Linked DNA regions of Homo sapiens: region 1 is linked to region 2. Evidence: chromatin loops called from intact Hi-C (ENCODE). Cell type or tissue: chondrocyte. All regions are shown on one strand. Each heading gives the region's core, and the rest is flanking DNA. Links, peaks and the distances in the headings are about the cores only. Region 1 holds the start of LOC107985871 (a long non-coding RNA gene). Region 2 overlaps LOC102723739 (a long non-coding RNA gene).

Evidence for each region. Peaks named below come from ENCODE experiments on the same cell type or tissue, not always from the same donor. Only the 100,000 strongest peaks of a DNase experiment are listed, where the experiment ranks them.
Region 1: it touches region 2 in a loop (4-fold over the local background); 3 of 110 quality-filtered maps call a loop at or near these places.

Annotation. Positions count from the first base shown.
Region 1 is chr2:38,139,235-38,151,109 of GRCh38, reverse strand. The region is part of intron 2 of CYP1B1-AS1 (CYP1B1 antisense RNA 1); the gene reads right to left. LOC107985871 (a long non-coding RNA gene) reads left to right here and starts at 944. Exons shown (of 4, transcript XR_007086290.1): 1 at 944-4,275; 2 at 10,639-11,875. It also overlaps the pseudogene RNU6-951P. RefSeq lists enhancers at 3,849-3,938, 3,969-4,148, 3,349-4,157, 4,229-4,328, 4,359-4,408 and 1 more. In chondrocyte, for the core only: no CTCF peak of the experiment used is centred there; a DNase peak (open chromatin) is centred at 4,439.
Region 2 is chr2:38,227,231-38,239,105 of GRCh38, reverse strand. LOC102723739 (a long non-coding RNA gene) reads left to right here. Exons shown (of 4, transcript XR_007086289.1): 1 at 1-48. It also overlaps the pseudogene RPL7P12. Among named protein-coding and RNA genes, the nearest start is that of CYP1B1-AS1, 100 kb to the right of the region's middle. In chondrocyte, for the core only: a CTCF peak has its summit at 5,173; no DNase peak of the experiment used is centred there.

The sequences.
Region 1 (11,875 bases), core at 3,241-5,740, 87 kb after region 2:
TTTCTGTGAAGAATGTTATTGGTATTTTGATAAGAGATTGAATCTGTAGATTACTTTGGGTAGTATGGTCATTTTAACAATATTAATTCTTCCAATTCATGAGCATGGAACGTCTATTTGTTTGTGTCTTCTTCAATTTCTTTCATCGGAAAGAATTTATTAAATTTGATTAAATTTATTCCTAGACAATTAATTTTTTATAGCTATTTTAAATGGGATTACTTTCTTGATTTCTTCTTCAGCAAGTTAATTATTGGTATATAGAAATGCTATTGATTATGTATGTTGATTTTGTATTCTGCAACCTTGTTAAATTCATTTATCAGTATAGCCATTATAGAAAACACTATGGAAGTTTCTCAAAAAATTAAAAATAGAACTACCATGTGATCCAGAAATCCCACTGCTGGGTATTTATCCAAAGGAAAAAAAATCAATATATCAAAGGGAGACCTGCACTCCCATGTTTATTGCAGCACTATTCACAATAGCCAAGATACAGTATCAATCTAAGTGTCCATCAACAGATGAATGGATAAAGCAAATGTGATACACACACACACACACACACACACACACACACACAATGGAATACTATTAAGCCGTAAAAAAGAATGAAATTCTATCATTTGCAGGAACATGTATGGAATTGAAGGGCATCTTGTTAAGTAAAATCAGCCAGGCACCGAAAGACAAATATTGCATATTCTTACTCATATGTGGGAGCTAAAAAGATGGATCTCATGGAGGTAGAGAAAAGAATGGTAGCTACTAGAGGCTATGAAGGGTGTGTGGGATGAAGAGAGGTTGGTTAATAGGTACAGACATATAGTTAGACGGAATAAGCGCTAGTATTCAGCCTCAAAGTAGGGTGACTATAGTTAACAAAAACATATTGAGTATCTCAAAATAGCCAGAAGAGAAAATTTGAAATGTTCCTAGCTCAAAGAAATGATACATGTTCAAGGCGATGGATATCCTAAATACCCTGATTTGATCATTACACATTCTATGGCTGTGTCAAGATATCACAGATACCCCATAAATATGTGTAATTATTATGTATCAAAAACTTTATATAAAAAACATTAATTTGCTGTATTTTTGATTCTACAATTGGGCAGCACTTTATTCCATAAAATAGAATGAGTGTTCTGATGAGCCAAGAAGAGGAGGTTGGTTTTACAGACAGAAAAGGGCTGTGGAAAGCAGAAAAAAACAAACAAAAAAAATGTGGATTGGTCATTTCAAAGTTTCTTTTCATGTAAAGGTTAAAGCAGAGGGGACTTTCTTGTCCTGCTGGCACTGGATCTAGGTCAGTGTTGGAGACGATGTCTGGGACTCAGGGCCTTCGCAGATCACAGAGGCTGGTCTTGCACAACCTCTAAGAGGCCAGGCCAGGCCATGGCTTACCTAAGAGCTCAGCCCAGGGAAGCCCTAGGTCCTTTCCTGGCATCTTAGAGGGAACCATGTCTTACTGGCTCAGGCTAGACTTGCACATTAATCCACTGAGTTGACTTTGGATCTTACAGGCTCAAAGGGTGGTCTTTGGGAGCAGGAAGTGATCAGGACCCTGGTCAGATTCATATATCTGCAACTGAGCCCACTCAAAGAAATAAATAGAAAAATTACATATTTTTGGTTATTTGCCTTAATGTCACAGATTACCATTAGGCCAAAGATCTTCTGAGGTATATGCGTACAAGGTGATTTTTTAGTGTTTTTTTTTTTAAATTCTCTCTTTTTCTATAAATTTTAATGATGACTTGAGTATAAAACAAGATGATCCACTCTGCAGCACCAAAGGTGGGCAAGAGAAGAGATCAGAATCTGGTATGAGACTGAAAATCACTGTGGCAACCAGCTTCAGTGGGGCAGCTGGGGTTGGCTCTGAAGAAAGTCTGTTCCATTTGTATAGCAGACAGGAGCCCATGGGGTTCCCATCAGCTAGCACTGGGAGTGGACTTCAGAGGCTGCACGGGCTGCTGTTGGACTGGTCTAGGGGACGGGGGAGGAGGGAAGATGCCTGTGAGGCAAGGCAGAAGGGCTTCTAGACCTCAGACTGAGGGTCAGGGAAGACCTATCTTCCTAAAGGTGTTGGGGAATAGTTAGGCTAGCAGATCAGAACAGGTCAAAAGAATAAGCACTATGGTAGAGGCTATTGTGGGTTTGGGGAAGGGGAGAGAGAATAAAGGGAGGAGAGATCTGCAGCTTGTGTGCCTACACTGTTTCTCAGAAGCCTAGGCCTGGGAGCTGGTTAGCAGCAAGAACACACAATAGGGAAAGCCCCGTAATTGTCCTGGCTCCTGGCACTGGGAGACTGACTTAGTTCTCATGGCGAGGAGCTCTCTGAGAGTATCACCCGGGCAGAAATGTAAGGAGCACACCTGGTTTTGGCCAGTCATTGCCATGTTTGCAATAACATGGCTGTGGGCCAATATCATTAGGCAACTTTGTGACTTGGTCATTGAGCAATGATCGAGGTCCTATTTGAAAGCTAAGGTCAAGCTTATGAAGCAATGCCAGCTTGTAACATCGTGCAGGTTTATTTAACACAGATGAAACCAAGACATATCTTTACCATCCAGGAGTAAATTATCCCAGGCACAGGGAAAGATGAAGTAGGAATGTTTCTTTTGGTGTCTTCCATGTCTAGTTTCAGAGACCCCATTCAGCTCCCATCTCACTCTGTATCTCACCCCTGGCCTGTGCTCTATTCTCTCAGGGCCACGATCCTTCCTTTAGTCTTCCTCCATCTCTCCATCCCTCTTTCCTTCCTTCTTTCCTCAAATATATTTTTTGAAACAGTACTCAGGATTTTATTTGTTTATGTTTTAATTTCAACTTTTATCATAGATTAAAGGGTACACATGCAGGTTTATTACATGGGTAAATTGCATCACCCTGAGGCTTGGGATCCCAATGATCCCATCACCCAGGGAATAAGTATAGGACGCAACAGGTGGCACTCCAGCCCATGCCCCCTGCTCCCTTCCTTCCCCATCTAGTGATCCCCAGTGCCTATTGTTCCCATCTTCGTGATCATGTGTCTTCAACGTTTAGGCCCCACTTACAAGTGATAACATGCAATATTTTGTTTTAGGTTCTTACATTAGGTCATTTATGGAGGTCATAATGCCTTCCACCTCCATCCATGTTGCGAAAGGACATGATTTCATTCTTTTTTATGGCTGCATAGTATTCCATGGTGTATTTGTACCTCATTTTCTCTCTCCAATCCACTGTTGATGGGCTCTTAGGTTGATTCCATGTCCTTGCTATTGTGAATGGTGCTGCAGTGAACATAGGAGCATATGTGTCTTTAAGATAGGATGAATTACTTTCCTTTGGGTATATACTCAGTAGTGGGATTGCTGGGTCTAATGGTTGTTCTATTTTGAGTTCCTTGAGAAATCTCCAAACTGTCTTCCACAGTGGCTCAACTAGTTTGTGTTTCCATTAAGAGCATATAAGCTTTCCCCTTTCCTCTGCAGCCTCACCAGCAACTCTTATTTTCTGTCTTTTTAATAATAGCCATTCTGACTGGTGTGAGATGTTATCTCATTGTGGTTTTGATTTGTATTTCTCGAAATTATGGAATGCTGCATAAATTTGTGTGTCATCCTTGTGAAGGGGCCGTGCTAATGTTCTCTGTATTGTTCCAGTTTTAGTACATGTACTGCCGAAGCGAGCACTTGAATATTTTTTGAGCACCCGGTATGTGCCAAGGGTAGAGCAGAAAGTCTCTTCTCCCATGGGTCTTATATTCTAGTCAGGCGAGACTTACTACAAACAAACATAGAGCCATTGAACATATCAGGTGGTAAAAGGTGCCACGAAGGAAAATGAAATAGGGGAAAGGTACACTCAGCATGTCCAGGAAAGACTGGTCTGACAGGATGCTCTCTGAGGAGAGCCTTGGAAGCAGTGAAGGGGAAGCCAGATGGGTATGTGGGGGCGAAAACAAGGGGGGCCCAAGGCCTCAGGTGGGAGCCATTCTCGAATCAGCAGGGAGGCCTGTGTGGCCTCACTGCTGAGTCAGACAGAGAGGAGGTGGGAAGAGATGAGGTCAGAGGGAACTGAGGGTCAGATGGTATGGTAAGAGCTGGCTGTATCTGACTCAGCTTCAGGAATTTGCCTTCCCAGGGTCAGTTTTCTTAGTGGCTTCTTAATTACTGAAGATACATCAAAACTAAAATGAATGAATCTGAAGTGTCCTTTCAATTTTGGGGGAGAAATACTTGAACAAGGGGCACCTCCCTTCAAACCCCACAGGTATCTGCTTTTGAAAGCTTTGCTTCCCTTCTCCTCTCTAAAAGTTGTTTCCAGGCTGAGGAGCTGCGGGGGTGGCGGGAGAAGGGGGACTTCCTGAAGCAGGAACAGAAAACACCAGACTGTTCTCTGGCAATAAGCCTCCTCCCACCCAGCAGACATCTCAGTGGGGGGAGGTGAGGCAGGAGGTGGGTGACGCGTCGCGTGTGGCCTGGCCCCACTGTCCCTGCCCTCCTCACAACGGGCCTCAGCTTCTTGTGGCTTAAAACCTCTCAGGTGTCAACCAGTTCTTTTTCCTGAAGCAAGGGCAAGCTTTGGGATTCTGTAAGCCTTGAAAAAAATGTGCTCACAGACTTGTGGTAATCTCATGGCTCTCACTTGCTTTTCTGGCACTCTTTCACTTTACATCTGTGGGGTTGAATCACCAAAAAATGTTCAGCTGAGTTTGCATGTCAAAATAAATTAATGACCATTTTGTTTTTCTACTGAGAATGGGGAACCCAAGGGGTCAAGTGGCATTTTAAAAAGTATGCATTTGACCTGTGGAACAAGAGACAGCCTTTAGTTCTAAACAGGAAAGTCAGTGGTAGTATTTAGTCAAAAGAGGGATAGAGCTCATGCTTTCTTTTCTTCCTCTTTCTTTTTTAAAGGACCAAATTCTTGACTGAAAGTTGTATTTTTGTGAGGAATGAAGGCCTTTTTATAAGGAACGATCAATCTCTCCCAGCACTTTTCTTTCTTACTAAAAAAAAAAAAAAAAAAAAAAAAAATCTAAGAACTTCTATTACTAAAAAACTACCTAAGAACTTCTGTTCTTTCTCCTTGTATGTGTCTGTCTGAGATACCGAAATTCACCCAAGAAACAAAGTATCACATGAGCATCAGCAATAGATAAAAATGACTAAAACCAATAAAGCCAACTTACTGAAGAGATTCTGCCCTGTGTTCCAGATGGGCACGTACTTGGCCTTACTTGCCCGGTGATGTATTTCTACCCCTGACATCTGCCTTTTCTACTACACATAATTTCTGCATCATCCCTTGATTCATCCCTTACTTGAGTTTTTAAACCCCAGACTATTTACTGGATTTTCACCTTTATAAGCTATCACCATCTCTGTAGAAATTTCTGACATCAACTCATTTCTGGTCACCAGTCATCGCTTCAGAGTTGGTCTTAATAATCACCCTCACCTTCCCAGGGTTACTCTTTTCAATACAGCGCCCAATAATATCCCGCTCTTACACATGCTGATCCTATGCCACCAAGATAACTATATCCCAACCCAGCCAGGGGCTAGACAATACAGTATGGAATCCCTTGAAAATGAAAGTGCTTGTGCTAGACGTGAAGCATTAATCAGGTGAAGATCCAGGATTTGTGATGCTCTTGATGACAGAATCATTCTGATTCCTTCTCATGGCTTACAGGAGGGAAGGACAAAGTGAGTCACCAGTCCCAACAGTAGATACTTTTTGATGATGGTTTGTACTTCATCTTCCAGGGACCAAAAGATCAGTTTTAATATTCCAGTTTAATTTTGAAGGCAGAAGCAAAAAATTCTTCTGAGAATCCTAAGTGCAAAGAACCAACTGACTCTGTTTCTGTGTTACTTGATTTTCTTGCTGCCTTAGCAGCCCCTTTAGCATCTTCCTCTGCTTAGGCCATTTGTTAGAAAGGTAGAGTGAGAGCTAAGCATGAGTATAAGAAAGATTCATGGAAGAGTACTTTTTATTCATTATTCACTGATTCAGTAAATATTTATTAAACATCTACACTATGATTGATACTAGAAATATGAGTGTGCCAAAACAGACACAATTCTTGATTTCATGACAGTTATAATTCAGTAGGGGTGTCATACCTGAATGAAAGAATCACGGAAATAGATGTGAAATTACAAATGTTATAGGGACTACAAATGAGAGGTACACTGTGCCACTGTGAGCATAAGTGTGAGATTGACTGGCCAAGGAATTCAGGGAAGGCTTCCCCCAAGAAAAGGACAATTGATTTCAGGTTTGGAGGAGGTGATGAGGAGAGAAAAGAGCAGTTAATACAGATGGAATAGCACAGGCAAAGACCAGAGGCAGATACACTCCAGGAAATCCAGAACAGTATATAGGACCAAGACAACAGAGAGGGATAGGAGAGAGCAAGGAAAGCATGGTAACATGAGTCAGGTAGGGATCAGCCCATGTTAATGATTTTTGTTTTCATCCAAAAAGCAATGGACAACAATTTAGCCTTCTTTAAAACTGTGTGTGTGTATGTGTGTGTGTGTGCATGTAGAGAGAGAGAGACAAATACAGAGAGAGAATGAATTAGATTTGCATTATTAGATTTGCATTTCTAAAATGTAATGCTGGCAATGATTTGGAGAATGGATTATAGCAGGGAAAGATTAGAGGTGCACAATAAATTTGGAGCTATTTCATAATGCAAGTGAGAGGTGGTGGGAGCTAAAAACTGGATAGTGGCAGAGAGAGATGGCAATGGAGACAAGTGGAAGTATAAAATCAATAAAATTGCAAGATGGAATGTATATGGGGAATGAGGAAGGAAGAGGTGTCAAAGTGTCTGTATTTCAAACATGCATAATTGAAGTGATGGTGGTGTAATTCACTGAAATTTATATCACTAGAAGAAGTTTCCTATTTCATATTGTGGGTGTGTGTGTGTGTGTTTGCACATGCAGGCAGGCCAGAGAAATCACAATATTGGTTCTGGACATAGTGAGATAGATGTGTTATTGAAACAAACAAGTAGCAATTAGTCTGAAGTTAGTCAAAGAAGAGGTCTCATCTGAATTTATATGATTTTGAATCATCAGTGTGTAGGTGGTGATTGATTGAAGCATAGGGTGTAGATGAGACTGCCTAAAGAGAAAATATAGTGTGAGAAAAGATCAAATATAAGATTGAGCCATGAAGATCTATGACATTTAAAAATCAAGTAGAAGATAATGAGTGTTAAAGAAGGTGGACAGAATCCCAAAGAAGTAGTAGGAAAACCCAGAGATCATTGTGTCACAGGAGCCAAGAGAAGGGAGTTTCAAGAATTTACAATAACCAGCACACAATCAGAAATTACTAGATATGTGAAGTAGTAGCAAAATGTTACCTATGTCCAGGAAAAAAAATTAACAAAAAATAGAAACAGACCCAGAGATGTTGGAATTAATAGACGAAGACTTTAAAACAGCCATTATGCATATGTTTACAGGTTTAAATAAGATAAACCTAATGAGTAAACAAATGGATACTCTCAGTAGAGAAATGAAAATGATAATAATAATAAAATATCTCAAATAAAAAGTTCACTGGATGGGCTTAGCAGCACAGTGGACACTGAAAAAGAAAGGATCAGTGAACTTGAAGACAGAATAGTAGAAACTATCCAAACTGAAGCTAAGAGAAGAAAGGCTAGAGAGGTAGTCTCTGTTATCTGTGAAATGGTATTAAGGGTTCAAATATTAATGTAATTAAAGTCCCAGAAAAAGAGGAGAGAGAGATTTGAGAAAAAAAAAGAATAGAGATTGGAGATAAAAAAGTTTTGAAAAAATATGCAGTCAAAATTTTTTTCCAAATTTGATGAAAAATATCAACATGAAAATCCAAGAAGTTCAATGAACACCAAACAGGAATGGAAAATGATGGCAGCTGCTTGACTTCAAATCTCCCCATACAACTTTAAAAACCCTTAAAATAAATAGAGTGAAAATAGAAAATAACATTATGGCTTTAGCATTACTAAGAATTGGAGAATACTACAAGTTGTAAATGATCAGCAAGTAGAAAAATGCATCATATTCTAACAGCTACCTTTTGCCTTACTGCTTCAAGCCTATGGATATGGAAAGTGAAGTAGGGAAGTATTAAAGAATGGTATCAAAAATAGTAGAGGGCATTAAGGACTTACATAAGGTATGCACACTCTCAAAAGAAAGCCCAACTACGTTAAGAAATGCTCTACGCAATTTGGAACTTGGCAGTTCACACCACCAGCTGCAGGGAAAAGATTTGAAATGAGTGAGGCCCAGAAGTGGCAGCCCTGGAGAAGCACGGCTTCTTAGGGAGAATGAGATACAGAGAAGTGGTGGTATTCCTCGGTGAAATAGCAATGAAAGGAAAGAAAAAAGAAAAGATAAAATTAATGTTTCTAGGAAGAAAGACACAGTAGTCCCTTTCTTTTTCTTCCTAACTTCACCATCAACATCTTCCATAAAAGAAACTTCACAGAAAAGGGCAGAACTGAAAGGAAATGCTGATGTCACACGATGAACTCTCTCCACAGAATGAAGAGGTACAGAAAAACCGCAGTCATATCCAAATAAAACTGTCGTAAAAAGTGAACCAAGGTAATTCAGCTGAAGAAAATACTCCCTCACCTCAGGGGCAGGGTGTGGTGGGGGGAACAATGAGCTGAGGAAAACTGTAACATAATACTCCCACAAAAATTAATTTTCCTCAAAATAGAATTTGGAGATACGTAAAAAGCATCAGAAATATAAAACTGAATCAGAAATATAAAACTGAATCAGAAATATAAAACTGAATCAGAAATATAAAACTCAGCAACACAAATAGATCAAGAAAGAAGAAAAGGAAGAAATGAAATGATAGTCATTGAACATAGGAAGAATATCAAAGAAAATGGCAAAATCATACCAGAAATGTAGACAAAATTATGAGGCCCAAGGGAGAATAAATTTAAATGGAAATTTAACAAAAGACATTGAAGGAAAGCAGGAGAAAACAAGAGAGCAAAAAGGAGGTAAAGAAAAAAAGAAAAAAGGTCAGAGGAAAGTGATCGAAGTGGAAGACCAGCCAAGGATGTCCAACTGGAGTTCTTGAACGAGGAGAGCAAAACAATGGAATATAACTATTATTTAAAATTATAATCCAAGAAAACTTTCTGGAAATAAATCAGGAATTGAATCTACAAGTGAAAGGGTTCACTTGAAAAAGTTGACCTGGCATTATTATAAAAGTTGACCTGGCATTATTATATCAGAGCCATATCCTAGTAGAACTGCTAAGCTTTAAAGAGAAAGAAAAAAATCCATATGGCCTTTTGGAGGAAACATAAAATAGCTTGAAAGGAGAAGAGGATTTGGCTGACATTGGATTTCTCAACAACAACATATAAAGCAAGACGTGAGTGAAGCAGCTCTTTGAGAAGCTTGAGAAAATGCAAGTCAAGAACTTTATATCTAGCCAAGCTGTTCTTCAAATGTTAACAATATAGAAAAGCAGTTTTGAAGACGAAAGAACACAAGAATACTGTGCCCACGTGTCCTTTCTGACGAATCCACTGCAGAATTAAGTGTACTTTATTCAACTAAGAGCTGACTGCAGACACTTCAGCAGGAGGATTGAAGGTGGGCTTCTACATATTTCATATATAGATCTAGGACTAACACAAGGTTGGAGATATGGGTATAAGAATGGTAGTTAAACATTGCATTTTCTAACAGAATAGAAACAGTACAATTTTTAAAATGGGAGAAGTGGGTAAGAACGTAGAATAAGATCATTGAATTTACACTATAAGTAATAGCCAAAAGATATGGTAAAAGGTTAAAAAATTCTTAAAAAGGTAATAAAGAGTACTACAAAGGTAACCATTAGAACAAAATTAAACATTTTCCTAAATACCAAAAGGAATTTTCTAAAAAGGAAAGAAAGTACACAAAGAGCATTTTAAAAATAGGTTTGATGATTAAATTCAGCCAAAAAAAGAACTGGTTTTTCAGTTTATTTTATACAAAACAAGAAAATTACATGCAAGTGGTAAGCTCCTATGCACCAAGTGTTTAGCTTAGAAAAATAAAATACTCCTAGGAAACAATTTATCTTTTGTTCACAGGACAGTCAAATAGATCTAATAGCGCATCAGTTCTAGATGAGTACTTAAACCGAATGAAAAGCAGCCCAACAGCAGCTACTTTGCACCAACCACTTACTATGTCTAGCTTGCCTGCTGGTCACTTTATAGTAAGCCTTCACTGCAACACTGAGGCATTATTTTTATGGATGAGCAAACTGAGGCTCAGAGAAGTTAACAATTAGCAGTAGGTCACTTCATTATAAATGGCAGAACCAAGCTTTAAGTATAAGTGTGTTGACACCAAGGCAATGTGTCTTTGCTACTTTGTGGTAGGACACTGTTTTCCTTCCATATCTCTTTCTGTCATCAGGTTCTAGCCCAGAATACTGGCCATTTTTTAGCTATTCAGTGCGAGCATTGAGTGAAATTGTGAATTTGCCTGTCACTGACTCCAGGGAAGAGACGAGTCAATCAACTCTGACGAATCAAGATTTCCAGAAGATCTAAAGCCCCCTTGCCTCTCTTTTTCTCAGCTACCCATCAAATAAGAGAACCCATTGCAGAACCAGAAGGGACATCATCCAAGCTGTCTGAAATCCCGGTTGGTACTCCAGGCTTCAACAACTGCAGCACAATGAGAGACAGCAAAGAACATCCTGGCCTTTGACAACCCCCTGTCTTCTAACATACTGAGGTTAATCAGACCGAGGACAATTTGGAAGGGGCTCTCTGCCACAACTTGGGGAGTGGAGGTAGGGAAGGCCATAGGAGCCCCAGCAGGTAGGCCACATAGCCTGAGTTATGGAATCTAACTCCAGTCTGTCTTCCAAATATTTCTGGGGTGTCAGATCTATGGTAGCCTGAGAGGCATATTCTGAAGCCATTTCCCTCCTAGAGATCTCGGACTTCTTTCAGCTTCTTGATGTTATTACACTAAGAGAATATGAACACCTCCTTACAGCAAATGCTGTAGTTATAAAACAGTTCACCAAAGAACCTATGTTTCCTTGAAAACCAAAAGACAATGCAAAAAGAAAAATCATTTTAAAAAAGATCTTCAAAAAAGGCTTGATAATTGCATAATTTAAAGGACCCCAGGGAAGTCTCAATGCTACATAGGTCCTGGGAGAAGGCACCTGAACTACATGCCTTGGTGAACTGCATTTCTTTTAGCTTCTCTGCTTGGAATCATGAGGTCCCTAGCGTATGCTGAATTTTGAAGGCTGATGAGCGTTTTGGGCTCTTCCCTGCTGACATCACCCTATTTCCTTGGGGACCCCAGGCTCTCAGCTGTAGAAGACTCTCAGACAGACACACATTGCCCAAACATGCTACCCTGCACACGTGCTAAACTCTGAGGCTCCTGTGGAGTTGTGTGTCGTACTCCTCAGCTCCAGACCACTGTGTCCTGCCCTGGCCTCCACCCAGCCCTGATGGAGGCCCCAACATATGTGCCTCAACCCACACAGGCCCCAGAGTTTGGCAAAGTGTCCCACACGCAATAACTTTTGAGTCAGTGGTGCCTGCCCACCCACCTGCCCCCACCCCCACCTTCCCCACCATCTGCAATGTCTGTCTTGGAGCCTACTGATGAACTAATTAATGTATCTTACATATTCCTGATACGGTAAATTCATGGGCTCAGGGAAGCGTATTTTGTATTTTTTCTAATTTGTGCTTCCCCTGGACAGTTCACCAATACCCTGCTGCAGGTGCTTACATTTAATGTCATCAGGAAGCAGTGAATATAAATGTGCAATAAATGCGCAG
Region 2 (11,875 bases), core at 4,034-6,533:
ATGGGTCTACAGGGCCTTGCTGGGGTCCACTTCTGACATTCTGTGTTGGTGAGTATGGAAAAATTGTGAGTAACTGAAAGACTTTTGTTTCTGTATTCTCAGAAAAGCGTGGACACCTGATTTTTTTCCTTTTATTCTTTTTGTTTTTCTTTTTTGAGACTATCGTAAAACTGCAGCCATTTATTATTTATTTATTTATTTATTTATTTATTTATTTATTTATTTTTTGAGATGGAGTCTTGCTCTGTCACCCAGGCTGGAGTGCCACGGTGTGGTCTCAGCTCAGTGCAACCTCCATCTCCCGGGTTCAAGCGATTCTCCTGCTTCAGCATCCTGAGTAGCTGGGGCTGGAGGCACTCACCACCACACCCCACTAATTTTTGTATTTTTAGTAGAGATGGGGTTTCGCCATGTTGGCCAGGCTGGTCTCGAACTCCTGACTTCAGGTGATCCGCCCACCTGGGCCTCCCAAAGTGCTGGGATTACAGGCGTGAGCCACTGTGCCTTGCCTGTTCTTTTATTTTTATTTGCTATTATTATGTAATAGCTGATATATGCAAAATAATGTGAGTATCACACAGTTAAGGGATGAGGCATAGTAATAACAGGAAGAACACCTGTGAGTCGTCCTTAAACTAGAACATGATCAATATCATTGCTGTAGCTGGTGGGCTCCTTTCCTATGCCATCCCCTGCAAGTCCCTAGAAGTAACCAGCTTTCCGAATTTTATTTCTATAAAGCCCTGGTTAAAATAATAATTTAGCACATATGTAGATAACCTTAAGAAACATATTATTTGATTGTGTCCACTTTATCAGAATGGTATTATGCTACATGCAGTCTTCTTTTCATTTGCTTTTTTTCCACTCAGTATTTTGTTTCTAAGATTCATCCATGTTGCATGTAGTTCATTATTTTCACTACTGTCTCTAGCATTTTATTGTGTGAGTAGTTATAAATAATTGTTTATTCTTTCTCTGAACACTTTGGACACTTGGGTTGTTTCTGGTTGTTATTTTGATATTGCTGTGAACATTCCCATACGTAAATCACATGCAAGAATTTCTCTAGGGTTATACTTAGAAGTACAACCACATGAATTTGTGCACGTGTGCGAGGGTTTCTCTAGGGTAGGATTGCTAGGCTATAAGGTATATGAATATATTTAACTTATTTTTTCTGAGGGGTTATACCAATTTAGACTCCTGCCAAGAGTGAATAAAGATTCCAGTTGAATCATACTCTTTCCAAGTTCTTTTTCTTTTTTTTTTTGTTTTTTTTGAGACAGGGTGTGGCTCTATCGCCCAGGCTGGAGCACAGTGGCATGATCTCAGCTCACTGCAACCTCTGTGCGGGCATTTGTTCTGCAGACCCTCACCCAACAACGGATGAGTAATGTACACTGACACAGATACTCTGCCTGTCAGTCCAGCTAAGGGTCTGGGCCCCTCACAGACACCAAGGAAGGTTCTGTAAAGAGTAGCAGCCATGGCTCCATTCAGTCAGCGAAGCTCACATTTATTCAGTATAGATTAGATGACAAAGGTCTTGAGTAAAAACCACTAGAGGGTAATTGACATTGCTGACCTCCTGAGTAGAGAGCAATCATGCATCTGTGGTTGACCAAATGTTGGTCTTAGGACCACATGAATAAACAAGCTATTTAGATAAACTACTCTACATTCCTATGTATCCATGCCCTGAGCTTTTAAGAGAATTCTGCCTTCAGCCAAACACTTTATGCAGACCTCCAGGCCTTCCAAGAGGGTTTGCGTTTATTTCCCATAATTTTACAATTTCTCCCACCATCCTGACTGAACCCCCACACCTCTGCATCCCAGGTTCAAGCCATCCTCCCACCTCAGTCTCCCAAGTAGCTGGGACTACAGGTGTGCACCACCACACCCAACTAGTTTTTTGTATTTTTTGTAGAAATGTGGTTTCGTCATATTGCCCAGGCTGGTGTCGAATTCATGAGCTCAAAGCGATCTACTTGCCTTGACCTCACAAAGTGCTGAGATTACAGGCCTGAGCCACTGCGCCCAGCCCAAGTTTTTGACAATATCAGCCTTATTAATTTGTGCCAATCCAGTGGGTAAAAAGTAAAGTCCCACTGGTATCTTAGTGTCTCTGCGATTACTAATGAGGTTGTGTATTCTTTTATATATTTATGGGCTATTCATATTTTCTGCTCTGTGAACTGTGTATTTATTAACTTATTTATTGAACTTTGAAAAGATTTTAAAAAATACATCATCTTTATGTAGATTATATTGGTTATATATATTGCAAATATCTTCTCCTACATTGTTGCTTTTCTGATCACTTTCTTCATGGGGTCTACTGTTAAACAGAAGTTCTTAATTTGAATGTAGCCAAATTTATTATTTTTCTTTCATAGTTTTGTGTTTTCTTTAAGAAACCTTCACCTCTCTGATGTTCTAAAGATATTCTCCCATGTTGCCTTCAAAAGTTTTAGAGTTTTGCCTTGTGTATTTAAATCTTAAATCTGCTAGCATTTGATTCTTCTGCATGGTGCAAAGCAGGGATTAGTCACAGTATTTTCCCCCCCATGTAGGTAACCAGTGGCCTTGCACTATTTATTGAAGAGTTCATTGTTTCCTTGTCATCCGCAGTGCCTTCTCTTCCATCCTCAAGTACCCACCCTTCTCTCTTTCTCTCTGTCTCTGTTTCTCTAGTCTGTTCCATTGGGCAATTTGTCTATTTCTGTGCCAGTACAGCACTGTCTTTGTTATTTTAGCTTTGGAATAAGTCTTGATATTCCTTTTCAGGAGTGCTTTATTTACTCTTAGGTCTTTGTTCCTCCATATAATTTGAGAACTAGGCCGGGTGCAGTGGCTCACACCTGTAATCCCAGCACTTTGGGAGGCTCTGGTGGGAGAACTGGTTGAGCCCAGGAGCTCGAGACCAGCCTGGGCAATGTGGCAAGATAGACATAGACACGTCGTTATAAGACCATGTGTAAATATAACAAACATGAAACACTGGGGGAAGTTAGGGAAAGTATTAGATAAGGTAACATGTATGAAGATCCTCAATGAACAAAGATTCTGTATTCTGGCTTCAGATGTAAAAACCCTGTCTGTCCCATTTTGTCAAACCCCTTAGGGCCGAAAGTAACTACCAAGGGTACCCTCATTGAAACCCAAGGGGGGTTCAGTGATTCCACAGTTGGATCAGTTTGCCCTGGACCTATAAATCTAAACCAGCGTGCCCATCTATTTTTCTTTTGTATTCAAACATGGACATCAGCTCACAGCATCTCTTCTAGTATTCTGTTCACCTACATCCAGAATGTTTTGTAGATCTGTGTTGTCTTTCTCTGATAGACCTAATTAGAATCTCCTCAGTTTTTCATGAAGCCAATTCTACCAATTTTGCAAGCTCAATTTTCAATAGCTTTGCCTTCATGGTTTTATTCAATTCTGTACCAAATGTTTTGGGTCATACTTCAATAATGAATGAGTGCCTGTTATGGTGCTAGACACTTCATGGTGTGTGTTTTGGTGCTAGACGCTTTTAGAGAATACAGAGTCAAGGCATTTTGAGTTAGGTTGGCCTGGGTTCAAGTCTTGACTCTGCCGTATAAGCTGGGTGACTTTGGGTCAACCATTTAGTATTTTTTAAATAATTTTTATTTTTATTTCAATAGTTGGGGTACAGTTTTTGGTTACATGGATAAGTTCTTTAGTGGTGATTTCTGAGATTTTGATGCACCTGTCACCCAAGGAGTGTACGCTGTACTCAATATGTAGTCTTTTATCCCTCACGCCCCTACCACCCTTCCCCCAGAATCCCCAAAGTCCATTATATTGTTCTTATGCCTTTGCATCCTCATAGTGTAACTCCCACTTATGAGAATATATTATATTTGGTTTTCCATTCCTGAGTTACTTCACTTAGAATAATGACCTCCAGCTCCTTCCAAGTTGCTGCAAAAGGCATTATTTTGTTCCTTTTTATGGCTGAGTAGTATTCCATGTTGTATATATACCACATTTTCTTTAACCACTTGTTGATTGATGGGCACTTAGGTTGGTTCCATATCTTTGCAATTGTGAATTGTGCTGCCATAAACACATATGTGCATGTGTCTTTTTCATATAATGACTTCTTTTCCTTTGGGTAGATACCCAGTAGTGGGATTGCTAGATCGAATGGTACTTCTACTTTTAGTTCTTTAAGGAATCTCCATACTGTTTTCCGTAGTGGTTGTGGTAATTTACATTGCCACTAGCAGTGTAAAAGTGTTCCCTTTACACCACATTCATGCCAACATCTGTTGTTTTTCGACTTCTTAATTATGGACATTCTTGCAGGAGTAAGGTGATGTTGAACATTTTTTTTTCATATGTTTGTTGGCTGTTCATGTATATTTTTTGAGAATTGCCTATTCATGTTCTTTGCCCACTTTTTGATGGGATTATTTGTTTTTTTCTTGCTGATTTGTTTGAGTTCCTTATAGATTCCGGATATTTGTCCTTCACTGGATGCATAGTTTGCGACTATTTTCTCCCAGTCTATGGGTTGTCTGTTTAGTCTTTTGATTATGTGCTTCTTCATGTGTAACATGGGATGATAATTCTGGGTTGTAGGTGACATTACATAAGGGGTCTTGCACACATACTCTTTTAATCAAAGGAAAAACAAAAAATGTTAGTTCCAGAAATTAGAACAGAGGAAGACATCTTGCTTCTGAGATGATTATTTTTTTCTTAGAGGAGCATATGAAGTAGTGGAAGCTCAGACATTCACAGAGAACATGTGCTGGGAAAAAAACACATGCCAACGTAGTCCAAAGACTCGCATGTTCACTCTATTCTTATTCAGAAAGGACTTAAGATATCACTTAAAAATAAATCAAGACAACAAAGCGGATGAAAAAGCAAAGCAAAATCAAGGATGGGACATACGGTGAAGGGGGAAGGGGAAAGTGTGCAAATGCCCCCAGGGAGGCTGCTCCCTACACTTGCTTTATGGGGCCTCACATTCGATGCTGAGCTTTCCAGTGGCCACCACCAACAGTCATAGAGACAACTATGGATACCTGCAGTGAATGCCAAATACAGGAGAATAATCAGTGGAGGGAGGCTGGGGAGGGAAGCCTCCTTGAAAATGATGAGATTCGAGCCAGGTTTTGAAGGGTGTAAGAGCTATGTATTCCAGACAGAGGGAGCCACCCAAGCAAAATACGCAGAAGGAGAGTCAAGAGGTGGTCCTGGCATACAGGGATCCTTTGGGATAGTCTGGAGGAAGAGAAGATGACTGAGGCCTCTAATGCCAGACTTTACGCTTTCCTCAAAAGGAGCTGGTGAGTCACAGGAGAAAATGACCTGATGGGAGTGGTATTTGGAGGAAATTATCCTGGCACCACACAGCTATAATTTTCCCCTTTGCAAGTTAAAATTCATCACGGACATTTAGCAAAACGCTGTCACGCATGTCTCTCCTAATGTGGTCCACATCTGGCTCTGCCACTGGCAAATAGAGTATTTAGAAAATCTGTGCAGCATTAGTACCTAATAACCCTTTTTTAAACATAGTGAAGGAAATCGCAAACTTAGGAATGGCACATATCCTTCCAGATTAATTTAGTCCAGGTTCCCTATGTGACTTAAGAAATCCCTAGTTGCAGCTGCATCTAGTAGTCTGGACAACGGCGTGAGTGTTGAAATCCAGGGAGGTTGAGATTAATCTTAGAAATAAGAGTAAACTTAGTGATGCTCACTTTCAGTTTGCTTTCCTTGGATGTATAAAGTTTTGAGAGTTTAAAATGGCTTTAGACTTAAAAGCATTCTGCCTAAAATAATTACAGCACAACCAGCAGGGGTTTCTTTTCTAAAAGAAAGTTTTATTTGTGTAGGACGTGGACATCATGATCAGTTCAAATATTTGTATTTCAAAATTTAGGCTTGAATTTTGGCTGCATTGAGTCTTCCTTTGATGTATTTTGAGGGGCTAAAGAGCTCCTTCAGTTCCTAGAAAAACGAGGTTTGATCATTCCTCAGGGTCAGAAGCTGGCAGAAGGTAGGGACACCAAGTACTGAAGGGGCTAAGCATGTGGGGGCAGGAAAATATTTAAGGGAACATGCACTTTCTCAGCTCAAGACGCATCTCTCTTTTATAAGACTGTACATAATTTCTTCTTGACTTGAGTTAGTTTTAATCCATGTACGGTCTGTTCTCTGGAACAGCTGTTACAAGACTATGCTCCTTTCTCCCTTGGAAAAACCATGTCCTTGATAAATATTGATGGGGAAGTGGGGAGGGCAAGGCCTTATTGCATTGACTGTCATGTGTTCACTTAAATAATCCAAGCGACTGTTTTTTTGGGGGGCCATTCCCAATGGACTCTTGTGAAGCAAGTTAGATTCATTGAAAGAGGTGTTGCAAGATGAACAACAAACTCACTCCCTGGTTTGTGCCTGACTCTCCTCTGGGAGGATGATTACATTTGCAAGTAGGACAGCCACTGGAGAGAGTCCTGGTGAGAAGATCTAGATTTTGAATTCTTCTGTGCTTTGGTAAATTGTCCAAGTTGGGCTGCTCATTGTGAACCTGGGTGACTTCTTTTCTCTGTAGGAAAGTGCAAGTCAAATCTAGGTGAGATAAGAAAGTACAGAGTTTTGTAGTAATTCATTTTTTCTTAATGAAATTCAATCATTCACTTATTTGTTTATTTATTTTTATTTATTTATTTTTTCAATTTGAGAGCAGGTACTGTTTATTAACCAAACAGCTTAGAAAAATAATCATGGTAGACACCTTAGTTCATTCTTTTAATAAGTCTGTTGATCTGGTCCTCCCTGTTGCCAGGATCTCCACCTTCTACAAAGTGGGTGGCCTTTTCTTCTTTCCACCTCATGCAGAAGATAATTTGAAGGGCCACAGGAAGTTATTTGCTTCTTTGAAGCATTTTCCAACAGTATAGATCTCATGAATCAGATCCTCCATGCAGACGATGCCATATTTACCAAGAGATTGAGCAATCGAAGTGTTATCTGTCAAAGAAAGCAATTCGCTTCTTACTGATTTTGCCATAAGCACGCTTGTAGATTAGTTCATTTACTGACTTCAGATTTGGGTACTCCCATGCAATATATGGCTCTACAACCCTCAGCATGTTAATTGAAACTTTGTTGAGTTTCACAAAGGTTCCATTGAAGATTTGACGAAGGCGAAGAAGCTGCAACACCTTTCGGACCTTTGGCCTCACACCATTGATACCTCTGATCCTGATGACAAATGCCAATTTGGGTTCTTCAGGTACATAGAAGTTGCCAGCTTTTCTTGCCATCCTCGCCATTCATATTTCAGTTCTGTACATCTGCCTTTATTCCCTGTGATAGTGCTTTGCTTCTTCATAGATAAGCTTCCTCCTTGCCTTTCAAAGCATCTTTTAGGCAAACTTCTTTCAAAGGCACTTGATCTTCAGCTCTGAGAAATTCCTTCCCTTTTTCTTAAGGGTTTCTGGCATAACAGGAACCTTCTTCTTCTTCTCTTCTACATCCTCCATGGTTCCAGCTGGAAAAAGAGTTCATTCACTTATTTAACAAGTATTTATTGAGAGCCTTCTATGTGCTAGCTGCTGTGCTTGGTGGTAGGAATACTGAGAGCTATATTGACAAACACAATAAATCATAGCCCATAAACAATTGGTGTGACATCTGGCAGAGTAACAGCTCTCCAAGTATGTACCAAATGACACCCATTCCATGAAATTCTCTTGTCCCCACTGGAGAGAGAAAGAGAAAAAGGAAGAAAGAATAAAGGAAGAAGGAAAGAAAGGAAAAGCAGGGAGAATTACTTTTTCTCCAATTAGGGAAACACTGTACTCTCTGTTTTCATTGTATCATAGAATAATAAATGCTTTGGTATGTTCTTCTATAAATAATTGTGCTAGTTTTGTTTAATTTAATAGAATTCTACCTACGAATATTTTGAGAACTAGTTTTCTGTGAAACATTCTTTGAGGAAACTCAGTAGAAATTAGTGTCAAAAACTATCAGGATGGCAAAGCTGCCTTGCCATAGTTGTTGGTGGTCAAGTGTTGCTGCCACTGAGTGAAATCCACCACGGAGCTGCTAAGCCTGTCCTCTGTGGCTGCCAAACACACTTCATGCAGTGCATGGGGCTCCCTGCTGTGCACCTTCCCTGTGAGAAATGGGTCGTCCCGGCTACTCACCCACCTGTTCCAATTCATTTACTTTCATAATCCTGACTTCAAATTTACTTCATTGGTAGCATTTTCTGAAGTGCCATCATTAGAATAAAGGAACATTTTATTATTTAATTTTCTTATGACAGTAGCAAAGCATGCTTATCATAGAAACACTATAAAGTGATAGAAACTAGTAAGAGGAAATAAAAGCCCATCCAGAAATAACTACTGTTCATGTCTTGGTGAGCTTCCTCTCAATGTTCTCTCCCTACCTCTATTCTCTCTCTCTTTCTCTCTCTCTCTCTCTCACATACACACATCAAAAATGAAATCATTTGAACTTTTTCCCTTAATACTATATTGTGACAGGGGCTGTCTTAGTTTTCACTATACTTGCAGTGCCTCATGCAGACAGTGACACTCTGTAACTGCCCAGTGAAGATTTGGTGAGAGGATGACCAGTTCTAAGGCCTCTGCTAGCTCTGAAACTATTTGATCTTTATCATTCTTTTTGTAAAATCATTCTTTTATTCTGTGAATCTTACATGTGGCAATTTACCGTGTTGATTTTTAAGGGATTATTAGATTTTATTTTTTAGAACAGTTTTAGATTTACCAAAAAATTGAGCTCATAGTACAGAACCTCCTCTCCCCACGTGTTCTACTATATCCCTGTTATTAACACCGTGTATTAGTGTGGAACATTTGCTGCAGTTAATGAAAAAATACTGATACAGTATTAGTAACTAAAGTTCATAGTTTACATTGAAGTCCATCTTTGTGTTGTATAGTTCTATTGGTTTAGACAAATGTATAATGTCATATATCCATCATTACAGTATCATAGAGAAGAGATTTATTGCCCTAAAAATCCCCCGTGCTTCACCGATTCATCTCTCTTCCCCTTCCGTCTCCCAACCTCTGGCAACCACTGACTTTTTTTTTTTTTTTTTTTTTTTTTACTATCTCCATAGTTTTGCCATTCCAGAATGCCATCTAGATGGAATGATACAGTATGTAACCTTTTAAGACTGGCTTCTTTCACTTAGCAATATGCATTTAAGGTTTCTTCATACCTTTTTATAGCTTCATAGCTCATTTCTTTTTATGAAAAAATCATTCCATGTATGGCTATACCACTACTTTTTATTATTATTATTATTATTTTGAGATGGAGTTTCGCTCTTGTTGCCCAGGCTGGGGTGCAATGGCGCCACCTTGGGTCACCGCAACTGCCGCCTCCTGGGTTCAAGCGATTCTCCTGCCTCAGCCTCCCGAGTAGCTGGGATTACAGGTATGCACCACCACACCCGGTTTATTTTTGTATTTTTAGTAAAGACGGGGTTTCTGCATGTTGGCCAGGCTAGTCTTGAACTCCCAACCTCAAGTGATCCTCCTGCCTCGGCCTCCCAAAGTGCTGGGATGCGTGAGCCACCACGCCCAACCACTACTACCTTTTAATTCGTTCACCTATTGAAGGCCATCCAGTTTTTGGTGATTGTGATTTTACTTATTGCAAAAACTGCTATAAACATTTGTAAGTTTTTGTGGGGACATAAATTTTAAAACCAACTGGGCAAAAACCTAGGAGCATGATTGCTGGAACGTATGATAAGGTTGTGTTTAGCTTTGGAAAAAACTGCCAAATGGTCTTCCAAAGCGGTTGTACAATTTTGCATTCCCACTAGCAAGAAACAAGAATTTCTGTTTTTCTGTGTTTTAACCGGCATTTGGTACTGTCAGTATTTTTTGTATTTTAGCCTTTCTAATAGGTGTGTAGTGTCTCACTGTTGTTTTAATTTGCAACTTCCCTAATGACACATGATACTGAGCATCTTTTCATGTGCTTCTGTATGGTTTTTTTTTTTTAAGTTGGGTATTGATTCAGGTCTTTGCTCCTTCCTTCCTTTCTTCCTTCCTTCCTTCCTTCCTTCCTTCCTTCCTTCCTTCCTACCTTCCTTCTCCCTCCCTCCCTCCTTCTTCTCCCTCCTTCTCCTCTCTCCATCTCCTTCCTTCCTTCCTTCTTCCTTCTTTCTTCTTTCTTTTACTTATGGATGTTCAATTTTTCCAACATCATTTGTTGAAAAGACTATTCTTTATTGACTGAATTGCCTTTGTTCCTTTGTCAAGGATTAGTTAACTATATTTGTGTGGGTCTATTTCTGGACTCTATTCTGTTCTAATCTATTTGCCTATACTTTCTCCAATATCAAGACATTTTGATTACTGGAGCTTGAAGTTGGGTAGTGTCAGTCCTCTTACCTTATTCTTCTTCTGTATTCTGTGGCTAATTCATAAAATAATAAATGGGTCTTTTGCCTTTCCATATAAACTTCTGCTTTTCCATATAAACTTTAGGAGCAGTTTGTTGATAGCAACACAATATGTTGCTGGGATTTTGATTTGGAGTACATTGAATCCATAAATTAAGTTGAAAATAATCAATGTTTTAACAATATTAACTCCTCCTGTTTATGAACATAGAATATCTCTAATATTTAAATACCAAATTTACAGATAAATATTTTGTAAATTTTTATACGTGTAAATTTGGATATTTATAGATGATTAAATATCATTTATTTTGATCTTTTAAAATTTATTTCTATCTTTTAAAATTTATTTCATCAGAATATTATAGTTTTCCTCACAGATCCTGTATATATATTGTTAGATTTATACCTAGGTATTTCCTTGTGTGTGTGTGCGCTAATGGAAATGGTATTGTGCTTTTAATTTCTTATTCCAATTGTTCATTGACGGTATATAGGAAAGATTTGTCTTTTATATATTAACCTTGTTTCCTGAAACTTTGTTATAATCACTTATTAGTTCCAGGAGGGTTTGTTGTTGTTGTTGTTGTTGATCTTGTTGAGTCTTTGGGATTTTCTATGTAGACAATCATGTCATCTGCAAACAAAAGACAGCTTTATTTCTTCTTTGATAATTTGTATAGTGTTTATCTCCTTATTTATTATTTCACAAATTATGACTTCCAGTGTGATTTTGAATATGAGCAGTGAGAGGAGACATCCTTGCTTTATTTGTGATCTTAGGGGGAAAGCATCTAGTTTTCCATTATTACATAAAATGTTAGCTGTGGGGTTTTTTTGTAGCTGTTCTTTATCAAGTTGAGAACCTTTCCCTCTATTTCTAGTTTGCTGACAGTTTTATCATGAATGGGTATTGAATTTTTTCAGATGCTTTTTCTGCATCTGTTGATATGATCATAAGATTTTTCTTCTTTAGGTTGTTAATGTTATAATTACATTAATTGGTTTTAAAATGTTAAGCCAAGCTTGCATACTTGGATTAAATTTCATTCAGGCATATTGTATCATTCTTTTTACATATTGTTTTATTTGATTTTCTAGTATTTTGTTGGAAGGTTTGTATCTATGTTCATGAGAGATATTGATTGGTCTGTTTTTCTTTATTACAATGCGTTTATCTGGTTTTGGTGTTAGGGTAATGCTGGCCTCATAGAATAAGTTAAGAAGGTTCCTTCTGCTTTTATTTTTTAAAGAACTTGTAGGGAATTGTTATTTCTTTAAAAATGGTAAAATTTATTGGTGACATTTGGGCATGGTGCATTCTTTTTTTTGGAAAGTTATTAATTGTTGATTAAATTTCTTTAATAAATATAGCCCTATTCAGATATTCTATTCTTCATGTGTGAGTTTTGGTATTAA